Regions from separate parts of the Homo sapiens genome. Here regions 1 and 3 are each linked to region 2. Evidence: chromatin loops called from intact Hi-C (ENCODE). Cell type or tissue: dorsolateral prefrontal cortex. All regions are shown on one strand.

Region 1 (5,000 bases), 740 kb after region 2:
AAAAGTGATTTAGGGACACAGGAGGTAGATTCCATTCCACTCATCCAGGTCATGGCCATATAAGATCCAGGAATCATGCCTGTCACTCCCCTGCCCTTCTACTGATTGTTCTGGTCCATAGGCTTCCCATCCCCCACCTGCCACCTCCTCTTCAGCCCTCCTGCTGCTGTCCCCCCACAGCCCATGGGCTCTCACCTGGACTAGTGCAGCAGCCTCCTGGGGGGCTCCCTGGATCCTCCAGCCTCCACACAGCAACCAGAGCAACCTTTCTAGAACACAAGAATGCTCACTCACCTCCCTGGTTTCCAACCCTTCCTGCCCAACCCCAACCTACCGCCACGTGGTCTGTACATTAAGCCCTGCCAAGCTTTTTTTTTTGTTTTTTGAGACAGAGTCTCGCTCCCTTGCTAGGCTGGAGTTCAGTGGTGTGATCTCGGCTCACTGCAACCTCCGCCTCCTGAGTTCAAGCGATTGTCCTGCCTCAGCCTCCCGAGTAGCTGGGACTACAGGCACGTGCCACCATGCCCAGCTAATTTTTTGTATTTTTAGTAGAGATGGGGTCTCATCGTGTTAGCCAGGATGGTCTCCATCTCCTGACCTCGTGATCCACCCGCCTCAGCCTCCCAAAGTGCTGGGATTACAGGTGTGAGCCACCGCACCCAGCCCACCCAAGCTTTTCAATGCAGAGCTTGCTTTTAATGCGAAGTCGTGTGCCAAGTGACCACCTGTCTTCCTCCTCCTTTTCTCTCCTGGGTCCCTGGACTCCCACACCCTTGGTCCCAGCCACCCTGGTGACCCTGCTCCCTTTCTATGCACCTTTCTGTGACTTCTACACTTGCTGCTTCCTGGCTTGGACATCGCCTCACCCGGGAAAACTCCTATTTATTTCCAATCCCAGTTTCTATGTCCTCCTGCCCGTCCCCACCCCCCAAGAGCCTTGCTGAGGTTAGGAAACTATGAGAAAGGGATTTCTGTGCCCCACAGCAGTGAGGACACCCGCCCTTGGTCATTTCATATTCGATGTTAGCTCAGAGAAACAATACTAGGAGATAACATTTGCCAACCCCCCCGCCCAAGATTCACTCGCTGATACTAATCCAAACTTGTTCACTCACGTGTTTGTTTAATTAACAAATATTTATCGAGCACCTGCAATGAGTTATGTACTATAATAGATGCTAGGGCACAGTCAGGGATGAAACAGACAGAAGTCCTTGTCTCCATGGAGCTGACATTCTGGTTGGGGGAGGCAGCCATTAGGTGAAATGAATAAGTAAACTGTAGACTGTAATAGCAACAGGTGTGGCGGAGAAGAATGAAGTGGAGATGGAGTTGTCAGGTGAGAGCTGCAATTTGAAATTGAAATTCCAGGGAGGATACACAGAGGGAAAACCTGAAGTTGAGGACGTCAGGTGAGCTGCTACCTGGGGGCAGGGAGCTCCCGGGGAAGGCTTGTACGTTCCAGGACAGGCATCTGGGCGCTGTGTGGCTGCATTGTGGTGGGCTGGGGAGAGGTAGGTCCTGAGACCTGAGAGGTGACAGCCCAAAATCCTGTAGGATCCCAGAGGCCATAGCTGGGACTCAGCTTTTCCTCCAGGTGGGCTGGAAAGCACTGGAGGGTGGTGGACAGAGGATGGCGTGGTCGGATTGCAGCGGGATTCCGTGCGTCCCCTGGCTGCCCTGTGCAGAAGGAAAGGTGCAGCGCAAGGCGGGAGCCGGGAGAACAGGGAGAGAGGCTGGAGGCTTGGTCCAGGCTGGGGGCAGTGGGAACAGCGAGCAGGCGCTGGATCTGGGACATAGTCATGGTGCTCAGCTGCTGCAAGGAAGTCATTTTATTTTTAGCCCAGTTATAACGATGAATGAAGTAGGGATGCAGAAAGGTTAAGGTCACTTTGCTAAAAGGCGCTATGTGTGGCGCCCACCCAACCCATGCACCTATCCCTCTCCAGGAGTGAGTCTCCCATGGGCAGGCATGTGCCCCTCACTGGGCACACTGGGTCCTGACACGCAGTGGGAACTCAGCGCTGTTAAATGTGGATTTCACTGAGCCCCACAGGCAGCCCTTTAGGACCTCGGCCCAAGGTCATTCTGGCCAAAGGCCGCTAGAGGGCAGCGGTGCTTTTCCCTCTGCATGAAGTTTGGGACAACGTCCGCAGTCAGCCTCGTCTGGTCCCAGGTCACCACTGAGGGCCTTGCAACTTAAGGGACAGGAACACGATCGGTGAGCACCACCAACCCCAACCCCTTGCCCAAGCCAGGGGAAAGGACCCAGGAGGGAGGCTGGACAGGGCCGTGGAGAACCACAGCATGATCCCCTCCTGGGTCCCCTACTTACACCTGGGAAAGCAGGCAGAGAAGGAGGAAGGGGTTTGCCTAGGTTACCCCGGGGACTCGCTGCTAGACCCACACCAGCCCTTCTCCCAGGCGACCTTTCCTGTGACCCCAGGGACTTCCGTCAGCACAGCTGACCCTGGAAGGCTGTGGGGTTGGGTGTGCTGGGTGCACCAGGTTAGATCAGTGTCCTGAGAACGTCCCTCTGGGTGGAGGAGAGGTGGGTGCAGGGGCCCCGAACAGTCGGAGAGGAACCTGGCTGAAGCAGCCTGCTGGCAGGTCCTGGCCTACGTTTTATGCCCAGACTGGAGGGCAATAATTGTGAAAGGCAAACAATGTTAAGTTTCTCAGCTTCAGTTATTGGTGGCATTAACGAGCATAGATCGATTTTTAAGAATCTACATACCACTGCAACTTGACCTTGGAGAATCGTTAATCACTTTAGAAATGCACATAGAGAGGTCACACTGATGCTTTGTGTAAAAAATCCCCGCCTAAATAGTTGCTAGCAGAGAACCTCATTTGCAAGCGTAAATCTGTTTATAATTAATCACGTTTGGCAAGGCTCCCCCTCCACAGCCTGGCTGGCTTCGGGGCCTCTGGCTTTTGCTGTCGATGCTCATGCTCGATGTATCCAGGCCAAGCTTTCACTCTTCCCCTGAGCTATACCACATTTTCCCTGACCCTTTTCCTGAGAGGCAATGCCTGTCCAGGCCCTGCTCAGGCTCAATCTGTCTGCCGCCAGCCTTGCCTCCCTGCTTCCCGGGGGCACCCTCCTGAGGACAGTTGCTACCATCGGTGGTGAACCATTGGTGTGTGCCAGCCTCTTCTCCAAATGTTCTCCACGAAATAACTTACATGGCTCTTCACGCAACTCTATTCAGTAGGTATTATTATGAACCCCATTTTACAGATGTGGAAACTGAAGCCAAGAGATGCTTCGAGGAGTCAGCGTCAGGATTTAAACCCAGACTTCTGGTTCAATTTAAACCCAGTTTTGTCCTAATGCTCTCCCTCCCCTTGCTCTCCACCCACTGACAGGCCCCAGGCCCCGGTGTGTGATGTTCCCCTCCCTGTGTCCATGTGTTCTCATTGTTCAACTCCCACTTATGAGTGAGAACATGTGGTGTTCGGTTTTCTGTTCCAGTGTTAGTTTGCTGAGGATGATGGCTTCCAGCTTCATCCATGTCCCTGCAAAGGACATGATCTCATTCTTTTTTATGTCTGCCTAGTATTTCATGGTGTATATGTGCCACATTTTCTTTATCCAGTCTATTATTGATGGGCATTTGGGTTGGTTCCAAGTCTTCGCTATTGAAAATAGTACTGCAATAAACATACGTGTGCATGTGTCTTTATAGTAGAATGATTTATAATCCTTTGGGTATATATCAAGTAATGGGATTGCCGGGCCAAATGGTATTTCTGGTTCTAGATCCTTGAGGAACCACCACACTGTCTTCCACAATGGTTGAACTAGTTTACACTCCCACAAGCAGTGTAAAAGTGTTCCTATTTCTCCACAGCCTCAACAGCATTTATTGTTTCCTGACTTTTTAATAATCGCCATTCTGACTGGCTTGAGATGGTATCTCATTGTGGTTTTGATTTGCATTTCTCAGTGATGATGAGCTTTTCTTCACATTTTTCTTGGTCACATAAATGTCTTCTTTTGAGAAGTGCCTGCTCATATCCTTTGCCCACATTTTGAATTTTTTTTTTCTTGTGAATTTGTTTAAGTTCCTTGTAGACTCTGGATATTAGACCTTTGTCAGATGGGTAGATTGCAAACTTTTTCTCCCATTCTGCAGGTTGCCTCTTCACTATGATGCTAGTTTCTGTTGCTGTCCAGAAGCTCTTTAGTTTAATTAGATCCCATTTGTCAATTTTGGCTTTTGTTGCAATTGCTTTTGGTGTTTTAGTCATGAAGTCTTTGCCGATGTCTATGTCCTGAATGGTATTGCCTAGGTTTTCTTCAAGGCTTTTATGATTTTTAGTTTTACATTTAAGTCCTTAACCCATCTCAAGTTAATTTTTGTATAGGGTGTAAGGAAGGTGTCCAGTTTCAGTTTTCTGCATATGGCTAGCCAGTTTTCCCAGCACCATTTATTAAATAGGGACTCCTTTCCCCATTGCTTGTTTTAGTCAGGTTTGTTGAAGATCAGATGCTTGTAGGTGTGAGGTGTTATTTCTGAGGTATCTATTCTGTTTCATTTGTCTATATGACTGTTTTGGTACCAATACCATGCTACTTTGGTTACTGTAGCCTTGTAGTATAGTTTGAAGTCAGGTAGTGTGATGCCTCCAGCTTTGTTCTTTTTGCTTAGGATTGTCTTGGCTATATGGGCTCTTTTTGGGTTCCATATGAAATTTAAAGTAGGTTTTTCTAATTCTGTGAAGAAAGTCGATAGCTTGATGGGAATAGCATTGAATCTATAAGTTACTTTGGGCAGTATGGCCATTTTCATGATATTGATTCTTCCTATCCACAAGCATGGAATTTTTTTTCCATTTGTTTGTGTCCTCTCATTTCCTTGAGCAGTGGTTTGTAGTTTTCCTTGAAGAGGTCCTTCACATTCCTTGTAAGTTGTATTCCTAGATATTTTATTCTCTTTGTAGCAATTGTGAATGGGAGTTCACTCATGATTTGGCTCTCTGTTTGTCTATTA
Region 2 (5,000 bases):
ATACATAGTTTGCCTCCAAACAGCAGTAGTTACTATTCTTAGTAATTTGGCTTGCCAGGCCTTCAAGATCCGGCACCTGTTCGCCCCTTGATCAGTGTTCCCTTGTCCCTGGGTTCCAGTGACTCTATTCATGTCTCTCTTCCAAGAATTACCAAGCTTTATTGTTATTTTCCTTTTGCCCTGTGTTTCCCCCAGTTGATTGGGAGAAACAACCATGTCTTGGTATCCCCCAGTACCTTGCAAACACCGAGCACACGGCAGGAACTCCATTAGCTGTGCTTACTTTGGTCCTTGAGCACAGCTAACTTGTCTTCAATATGGATATACATGTGTCTGCCTACCTCTGAGAAACCACTGCTGCTTTCTATAGTGGTCCTGCTCAGATCCCAGAGACTGACCCCGTCCTAGGGGAGGGCACAAGACCCAAAACAGACCTCTCATCCTCCACGTCTTAGGCTGGGAAGATGTTCACGGTTGCTTTGATATGGTGAGCTCTGAGGTCAGTTTGGGCTTGGGGCTGCTGTTCTGGAAATGGGAGCCCACGTGGGAAGGAAGCACTGAGAGGCAAGCTAAGAGGTCTTGGTAGCATTGCGCCGCCTCCCAGATCTAGCCAAGCCTTAGTTAATCCTGTTAAGGAACTGAGCTCTGGAGCTAGCTGCCTGCCTGGCTGTCATTGCCGGTCCTGTCATTACTGACTCTTTGAACCTTGAGAAAGCATCTTATCCACTCTTTGCCTTAGTTTCCTCACTTGCAAAATGGGGTTAAGAATAATACCCACCTCACAGGATTGGGTAAAGATTAAAAGTATTAATACATGCGAAGTCTTTAGAGCAGCCCATAGAAAACTCTCAGTAAATCTTAGCTGTTATTATCCATTGCTGAGACTTTACAGATGGTTAAATTTTCCCTTTTTTAAATTAATTTTAATTTCAGTTGTTTTCTGTTACTTGAAACTCTGAGGCCAGACCAGTACCACCCTGTTCTCTCACTGTGCTGTGTAGCTGCCCCATTGGTCCCCAGGTATTCTGTGAGCGCCTCCAGGAATGAGAATACAGGTAAAGCTCTTAGAAAAGTACCTGGCATATGGAAAGTGCTCAGTGAATGTTAATATCTATCATTTAGGATACTGTTCTTCATTCCAAGAAGAAAGCTAGTTTTAAAAAGTTCTTCCATTGATTGTATAAAAACACAATAAAATGTGTGCCTATTTCTACACAGCTGTGATTATTCCCCTGGTAAAAGCTATAGCATTGGAATCCCTAGATCAAAAGATACAAACGTTTTAAAGACTTTTTTTTTTTTTTTTTTAGATGGAGTCTTGCTCTGTCACCAGGCTGGAGTGCAGTGGCATGATCTCAGCTCACTGCAACCTCTGTCTCCTGGGTTCAAGCAATTCTCCTACCTCAGCCTGCCGAGTAGCTGGGACTACAGGCGCATGCCACCATGCCCGGCTAATTTCGGCTAATTTTTGTATTTTTAGTAGAGACGGGATTTTTTTTTTTTTTTTTTTTTTTTGTGAGACGGAGTCTCGCTCTGTTGCCCAGGCTGGAGTGCAGTGGCGCGATCTCTGCTCACTGCAAGCTCCGCCTCCCGAGTTCACGCCATTCTCCTGCCTCAGCCTCCTGAGTAGCTGGGACTACAGGCGCCCGCCACCACACCAGGCTAATTTTTTACATTTTTAGTAGAGACGGGGTTTCACTATGTTAGCCAGGATGATCTCGATCTCCTGACCTTGTGATCCGCCCGCCTCGGCCTCCCAAAGTGCTGGGATTACAGGAGTGAACCACGGCGCCTGGCCATTTTAAAGACTTTTGATTGATATTTTCAAAGAAGGTCCAGAAAGGACTTACCATACTACTGTAGTTTAAATTCCCACCAGCAGAGGGCAGGAGAGGCCATCTTCAATGTTTGCACCAACAGCGGGCTTTATCATTTTGATAAATTTTTCCCAAGTGATAGTTGTTGGCCGGGGCGAACTGCCATTTTAATTTGCTTTTCTTTGCTAACAGATTTTTTTATGTTAATCGACTATGCATATGTCTTTTTCCTTTTGGAATTTTCATTTTTGCATATTTTGATAGATCAAGGCTGTCTGTCTTTGAACCTCAAATATGTGGCAAGTCTACTTTTTTTCCAATTTGTTTACCTTTTAAGTTTGATCATATTCAATATACGTTCATACCTATGTTTTGTTTCTTACTTCTCATACCATGTGATGAAGAGAGTTGGAATGGGCTTGCCCTGTAGGGTCTAAATGGAAAAGCATGTTTCATGGAAAGTGTTCAGTCGATGTTAGTGTCTTTCACTTAGGGGACATACTATGTGGTAAAAATCACTTGAATCATCTTCAAGTGAGCCTAGTTATTCCTCACCCATTCATTACTCAAACTAGCTGTACTGTGAGAGGTTCTACCCACGACAGAAACCAACTTTAACCAGCCTGTGATGGTTAATACCGAGTGTCAACTTGATGGGATTGAAGGATGCAAAGCATTGATCCTGGGTGTGTCTGCGAGGGTGTGGCCAAAGGAGATTAACATTTGAGCCAGTGGGCTGGGAAAGGCAGACCCACCCTCAATCTGGGTGGGCACCATCTAATCAGCTGCCAGCACAGCTAGAATATAAAGCAGGCAGACAAATGTGAAAAGGCTAGACTGGCTTAGCATCCCAGCCTACATCTTTCCCCTGTGCAGGATGCTTCCTGCCCTTGAACATCGGACTCCAATTCTTTAGTTTTGGGACTCGGACTGGCTCTCCTTGCTCCTCAGCCTGCAGATGGCCTATTGTGTAACGTTGTGATCGTCTGAATTAATAATAAACTCTCCTTTATTTGTATATATGTGTGTGTGTATATATATATATATATATATATATATATATGTCCTGTTAGTTCTGTCCCTCTAGAGAACTCTAATACACAGCCTAAGCAAAATAGTAACAGTAATGACAACAGTAATAATGGGCTGTGCACAGTGGCTCACACCTGTAATACCAACACTTCAGGAGGCTGAGGCGGGAGGATCGCTTGAGCCCAGGAGTTGGACACCAGCCTGGGCAATATAATAAGACCTTGTCTCTATCTATAATAATAATGACAGTAATAATCATTATCATCATAAAATACACGTACAGTTTTTTAGAAAGAAACCTATTAGAATTCCTCTGAACTGTTTCATAAGATTGAAAGAAAAATAGGATTTCCATCAAGCCTGAGTGAGCGTGAAGCCCAGGAAGCTCATGATGCAGCTTTGAGGACACTGTGCGTCTGTCACATATGGTGTGCCCGCCGTCATCCCTGTGGAACTCACCACTTCAGTGCCTGCCAGCCCTACTTCTGACTCTCAGCACCTGCGCCGCTTTGCCTGGGGTTTTCTCTGGATGCATTCTATTTAAGCAGCGAGATGGAGGGGTTTCTCACAGAAGCGAAGTCAACGTGAGCACAACAGCTGTCTGCTGCACTGGCAGAAAAGGGCCGCGAGTGAGCCTCTAAGGACAGACAGTGTGTTGTTTTCTGAAATAGGATGTTGGGGAGAAGAACAGAGAATAGAGATGCTGGTCTCAACCAAAATATCAGGAACAGGGAAAAGGACAGTTCCTATAACCAGAAAGAAGAGGGGAGAGGTAGGAGGGAGCTGGCCTTGATTGAGAGGCCAGGTGGGCAGGACCCTTGACTATGTAAGTGTCCCCAAGCACTCCTGAAATTTCTGGCTGTGCGGCAACATTTGGGTTCCAGTTCTGTGGGAGGACAATTTCTTTTATTAAATTGCTGCCATTCAGGTTGAGGGCCACTACCAGGCTGGCAAACCTAGAGGACAATGGAGGCGGGTCCTGGCCGACTGCCCTTCCCAGGCGAACCCTGCAGCCTTGTCAGTCTTGTCACTGGCTGATTGTTCGGTGCCTGGAACTTGGTCTGTTACTGCTTTGCAGATGATCAAATAAAGCAGACTCATTTTTTTCTCTTTCAAAAAAAACCCTATATATTTGAATGATGGCCGTGCCTGATATTACCATCCATAAAACCATGATAAAGGCTTTCTGATCACATGGCCCATCACGGAACCCGCTTAGAAAACCCTGTTGTTTTTAATTAAAACCCTACTTGCAAGATCTTTTTAATAGTGATCTAATCAGTACTGAGAAAGGGAAGGGGGAAACAAGAAGGGGGTCCTGACCAATGGAAAATGCTGGCCAGGAGAATACAAAGAAATCAAGGAGACACCTGTTGTGCCAAAACCCTATTGACTCCAATGTAGATACCGCCAGGTTCAACAAGCTAAAGAAGAGACCCAGAGCCAGAGCAAACGAGACATGGAGTGTTACATACAAGAGAGAGTCTGCTGGTGCAGGGCTGGCCTGGATAACTGCACCTGCTTTCGAAAGGCATGCAGCTTATATAGCATCTTCTTTTGACACCCACCCCTAACAACCTCCACGCTATCCCTAGCAACCTTCATGCAACCCAAAACTCAGGGCTTCAATATCCCCTGTACAGCTCGTGTTTCACAGGACAGGACAGGACAGGGGCTCAGATGACAAGGAAAGAATCTCTGGTTGGCCAGTCCCGGATTCCCTAATCTGGAACACACATTCAGGTGCATCTGCCATAAAGGTCATTCCCAGGGTCTGCTTAAGTTATTGCTATCAGATGCATTTACCATACAGCACCTGAGTTCAAATCAGTCCTGATTCTGCTACTTACCATGTGGCCTGGGACAAGTCACGTAAGCTCTCGGCACCTGCTCATCTATGAAGGGGGAGCAATAACGCCTCCCTCCTAGAGATTTTGAAAAGCTTAATGATACATGTAAAGGGCTTATTACTATGCCTGGCATATAGGAAGTACCCATGAAAGGGAACAATTCATATTAAAGTGGAATCCAGGCAGTGGGGAAAGGCTGCCCACGAAGGCCTCATGGTCACTCCCAGGGGAGCAGCAGCAGGTCATTGCAACGCGGCCTTGAAGGGGTGAGGCTGGTGGCCATGCCAGGAGAAAGAGGGCA
Region 3 (5,000 bases), 180 kb after region 2:
TACCTAGTCCCTAGAGGAAGAGAAGCAGGTGCCTCAAGGATCAAAGGTGCTAAGGGCTGAGGAGAGAGGTTTGCCAACGGCCAGGAGTTTTAATGGAGAGCCGCCTCTGTGTTTAAAAAACAAAAGGCCTATTTCCCAGACAACTACAAGGTCACTATTACTTAAGGAGGCTGGCAGGGCCCAGGACAATTAGATCATGGCAAGGCTGCTGACAACACTGACTTGTACCAGGTTTCAGTATGGCTTCCAACGCTGTCTAAATGGCAAACCTGTGTGCCTCCCTTCGTCTGTTGCCAGGTGGCAGGCATAGTGGTGGATGTACCACGTGGATATGGGAGCCAGTTCTGGGGGCCTTATAGGAACCCTGGGGCAATGCTGGGCCAGTCACTGGCTTCTGGTGGGCCTGTCAGTTTCTTTGGGGACAGATGTGGTGATTCTTATCCTTTTCTGCCTGACCCTGAGGATGCAAAGTCACGGCTGGACTTCCAGCCCCTCACCTTCTAAGCAGTAAGCTGTTTTGGAGGTCACAATCTCTGGGCGTCTCTGTCTTTGTCACTAAAATGGGGATAGTAACAGTACTTAAGTAGTGGGGTTGTTAGAAGGAATACATGAGTGAATACATGTGAGTTGTCTACCAAAGTGCATGGCATATAGTAAGCTCTCGGTGAAGGCTGTCTATCATGATTTAATCTCTTGGGTGTCAGTTTCTGGATATGCAAAATGAGCGGTCAGATGCTGTGGGACCCCTTCTACCCTCTAGTCTCAAAGTCCTAGAGGCCTGCTGTGGCTCTCAGCCATTTCACTCTCCCAGGCACTGGGAAATGCACCCATAGCATCTTCTTCCAGAGCTCGCTGAGCCTCACTAGCTAGTATCTGTCTCTTTGTGGCCACACTTTGCAAGGTGCGGTGCTGAATGAAAGACCTGGTCTCCAAGGTCAGCACGACAGATGGGTATCTAGATGCTTTGTGAAGACAAACCTGAACACAATCAAGGAAATTCTTATTTTCCTATGGAATTGCAAAGGAAGGTGAGAGGCCTAGATGGTGGGTACGGTGGGCAGGTTGGGCCCTCCATGCATGGTGGTTGCCAGCCGCTGCTCTGGGCTCCCTGCATTGGCCCATCTGCTCTACGCTGTTACGGTCTCCTACCAAAACACAATGCTTTCCTTCAGCTAGACCAGCACTCTCCCCCACCCTCCAACCATGGCAGCACAGCATCATGTTGAACAGCCTAGGACTTGGGACCTATGTGACCTAGGGCTGGTGACTTAAGCTCTCTGTAAAACGGGGCCAGCAATACTCTCTCCATATGGGTTGCATAAATGAACATATGCTGAAGGGCTCAGAGCAGTACTTGGCACATGGTATGTGTCACATGCGCATTAGACAATATCATTATTCAACTGCTTTATCCCATTTAGAAGTCAGTTAGACTTTCCAATCAAGCCCTGCTAAAAGGTTTCTAATCTGGTTTAAAGGATACAAATCCACATTGTGAATATATTGTTATAGAAATCCTTTTCTAATCTAATCCTCTTTACTATAATTTTCAAAAGAAAATCACTCCTACAAAGGCCTTTCAGTATAAAATGACGCCAAGAGAAGTATTTGTGTCACAAAGAGCCAAGAAAAGCTGAGGAGCACAGGGGGACCATCCCAGAAAGCCCTCTGGCCCTCATAGCTCAGGAGTCCCCTGCCCAGCCCTTTCTGGACTCTTCCAGACGTGCTTTCTCTGTACCAAACCCCTTCACACTTCTGGCTGTGTGACCCTCACCTCGATCCCCTATGATCCCCATAATGTGACAGTAGACGGACTCTGCCGTATCCTTCTGGTGGAAGCCAGCATTTGCTGTGCCCCTGTAAACCTGGAACCTCCCCAGGGTCTGTCCAGCTCTCACTATGTGGTATTCAGATTCCACCAATCCTTGTTCTAGATGCATGAGCTGAAAACTGGCGAGCCCTGCCAGCCAGCCACTGGGAGTTTCTACAGGCCTACCTCAGGGGACAGGGCCTTGGAAGACGCCTTTCATGTGGATTTAAGAAACAGAAGCCACATTCATGTTTTAAAAAAATTATCCCAAGGAGTACATCAATAAATGCAGGTGGTTTTACCTGAGGCAAGTAAAGTGAATGTGTGTTTAGAAAGGGAGAAATTTTCTTGATGTAACTTTGGAAAACAATTTGGTTCCACTCAGCCTGACCACAAACACCTGCAAACTCAAAGGCATTAATATACCTGTATCATGAGTTATATAGGGAAATTTATTGTGCAAATCATATAATACCCTGCAACCATTTTGAAATATGTAATAACTGTTCCTTTGGGTGAAACAATGAATTATATTGCTATTATTGGGCTTAATTCATTATTTTACCCTGAGGAAAAATTCCGAAACAGTGATTATGAATTATGACCACGATTTGCTACAATATTTTCCAATTTAAAACCAACAGTGTTGTATTTCTTTCTCTTTATTTTCAAAGTTAAGCCTTTTAAATAAGATTTGAGTTAGTCAGACTATAAGATATGGTACTTAGCTATTATTCCCAATTAAGAAAGAAGTTAACTGGACATTAAATAGCCTGTCATAAAAGTACTGAACATTACAGCCTTCTGCCCGATCCTCTTGCAGTAACACAATAAAAATTAGGAAGTCCTGCTGATTCTGATTGCTTTAGTCATTGATACTACCATGCTAGAGCTACCAGTGTTACTGGGAGTGGCCGCTGGTGTCTTTAGACAATGACTCGGGACAGTGGAATGAAACAGAAGCATGCTGCATCAACCTCAATGTGGGGAGAGGAGCCGTACTCTGACATATCAGTTGCTAAAACACGTGCAGGGCATGCCACAATGCACAGACATGGCAGTATCCTTCTGGTGGGAGGGAGTCACCATTTGCTCTGCCCTGCCCTCTGCTGGGTGCTCTTACAGGTGCTACTGCATCCAGCGCTTGAGACAATTCTGTGGGGTATTGATTCTGAAGAGATCACTGATGGCAGTGATTTCTTGCCTCAGCTTACAAAGATAGTAAGTGGTATAAATTCATAGCCAACTCTGTCTAGTCCCAAAGCCTATGTTCTTTCATCATCCCTCCACAGGATGAGAGCATCAGGTGATTACGAATATCCTCACTGCTAGCCTTCCTCTGGTCCAACTCTCACACCTACAGGCTGCTAAGTCACGCAGCTGTAAAGGTTAACATGCTTAGCTCACCATTGCCTGCCAGAGAAAGGCAAAAATCCTCAGACAAACAACCCACACTATTGTTATTCTAGCTATTTCCTTTATGAAGAGTGGTGGAGTGCATTAAAAAAGAAAGAAAGAAAAAAAAAGCCCAACACAGAAGGTAAACTCTTCTTAAATACAAACGTATTCTTTCTTAATGAAGAGACAGAGCTGTACACATTTTTTGTCTAGCAAAGAAATGGGGCAATGGTATAATATTTGGGGAAACGACTCATTTCCACTAATACAAGGATTTCATATAAACCGGTGAAAACCTAAGAGATTTTTAAGAAACTTCTGCCATTATTTGGCTGTAGGACGGGAATATGATCCAATCCCTCTTTACATTCCTTTGTTGGCTTCTCCGCCCCAGCCTCCCTCCAGTGGAGTGTACCCCAGGGTGGTGTCCATGACCCCTTCTCCTTTCTCGCTGTTCATCATGTTTCTAGAGAGCCTCACGCAAGCCCATCCTTCAAACATCAGCTGTAAGATGTCTCCCACATGCGTTTCTCTAGCCCGAGCCCTGGAGCCCATAGACACCTCTCATGAATGTCCCACAGGCGCCTCAAACTCACACCTGTCTACATGAAATTCATCATCTCCTGCTCAGCCCCAGCCTGCCCACCTTCTGTGCACCCTCCCTCCTCCTGATGACCCACGTCAGAAAGCTCAAGGTTCCTTCCTCATCTCACACTTCAGTGCAGGCCATTTCCTACACCACAGCTCTCAACACTACCTTCACTGCCACTCCCGGCTCAAGGCCCTCCTCATCTCTCAACCTGACTGACAGCAATGACTGCTTGGAATCCCTGCGGCTGTCTTCCTCTAACCACCGACTATACAATGTGCACCTCGAGGGCCTAGGTCCCACATTTGCTGGATTTGGTGAGCACTTATTTCAAGTCATAAGGTGAATTCTGGAACATGAAAGAAGCTGGAAAGGAAGGCAAGGACCTTGCAGGGCACTTTAAGGTGTTTGAGTCATTTTCTTAGTTCAGAATTATTTTTGTCTGTAAAGGACAAAGACAGCTCTGCTTAGTATTCCAAAGAAAATATCACAGGCTCTGAAGGAGAACCCCCAAAGCAAGTCTCAGGAAAGTCAGGGCTAATGGTACCATCACTGGAATCAGTTTCAAGCTTTCAAGGCGATGATTTTAAAGGGGAAACCACTCATCTGGGTGGATAAATCTGTGTGAAACTGAATTGTATATGAAAGGCATATGAAAATGGTCTGAGCTCCAGCTGCCATCCTGCATGCCCTGACCCTGCCATGATGGCATGCATGCCACAGTCCTTCCCTGCTCATGGCACACGGGCAGCTATGCCCAATCTCTTCCATCCTGTGCAGGGAGAGGCTCTTCTGCCTCTTTGTACAACCTGCCACTCTCAAGGGTAAAGGAAGGGGAAACAGAATTTTTCAAGCACCCCATGTGTCTGGCTCTTTGTTGCATGCACCTCATGGGCCAGCTCACTCAAACTTTAGCCCCACCTGTGGGGTGGCCATTTTTTGCCCATCTCACAGATGAGGGAACAGAGGTCCAGAGCAGTGAGAGGGCCCAGGGCTGCAATGATGAGGCTGCGTGTGGACTCCAGTCAGACAGTACACTGTTCCCACTAGGCTGTGCTACCTTTTGGCTTTTTTGTCTTCACTTGTCCATGCCATTTTTAGGAAAGAGATTTGGTTTCCGTCTTTTATTTCAGGCATGGAGAAGAAACAGGAAGTCCAAAGAGCAAGAGGATGCTGAGCCAGTCCTCTGCCCTTGGCGGCCAA

Evidence for each region. Hi-C counts contacts between places; a loop is a spot of excess contacts. Peaks named below come from ENCODE experiments on the same cell type or tissue, not always from the same donor. Only the 100,000 strongest peaks of a DNase experiment are listed, where the experiment ranks them.
Region 1: it touches region 2 in a loop (4-fold over the local background); 2 of 110 quality-filtered maps call a loop at or near these places.
Region 3: it touches region 2 in a loop (4-fold over the local background); 31 of 110 quality-filtered maps call a loop at or near these places.

The regions. Positions count from the first base shown.
Region 1 is chr4:4,993,191-4,998,190 of GRCh38, forward strand. No RefSeq gene overlaps it. Among named protein-coding and RNA genes, the nearest start is that of CYTL1, 24 kb to the right of the region's middle. RefSeq lists an enhancer at 2,140-2,289. In dorsolateral prefrontal cortex, CTCF peaks have their summits at 2,107 (motif pointing right) and 2,315; a DNase peak (open chromatin) is centred at 2,111; H3K27me3 peaks cover 763 bases.
Region 2 is chr4:4,251,025-4,256,024 of GRCh38, forward strand. No RefSeq gene overlaps it. Among named protein-coding and RNA genes, the nearest start is that of TMEM128, 5.3 kb to the left of the region's middle. In dorsolateral prefrontal cortex, CTCF peaks have their summits at 1,891 (motif pointing right) and 3,606; DNase peaks (open chromatin) are centred at 1,887, 3,365 and 3,857; H3K4me3 peaks cover 776 bases; H3K27ac peaks cover 2,817 bases.
Region 3 is chr4:4,427,865-4,432,864 of GRCh38, forward strand. The region is part of intron 7 of STX18 (syntaxin 18); the gene reads right to left. Among named protein-coding and RNA genes, the nearest start is that of NSG1, 43 kb to the left of the region's middle. In dorsolateral prefrontal cortex, a CTCF peak has its summit at 2,914 (motif pointing left); DNase peaks (open chromatin) are centred at 1,187 and 2,897; H3K27ac peaks cover 525 bases.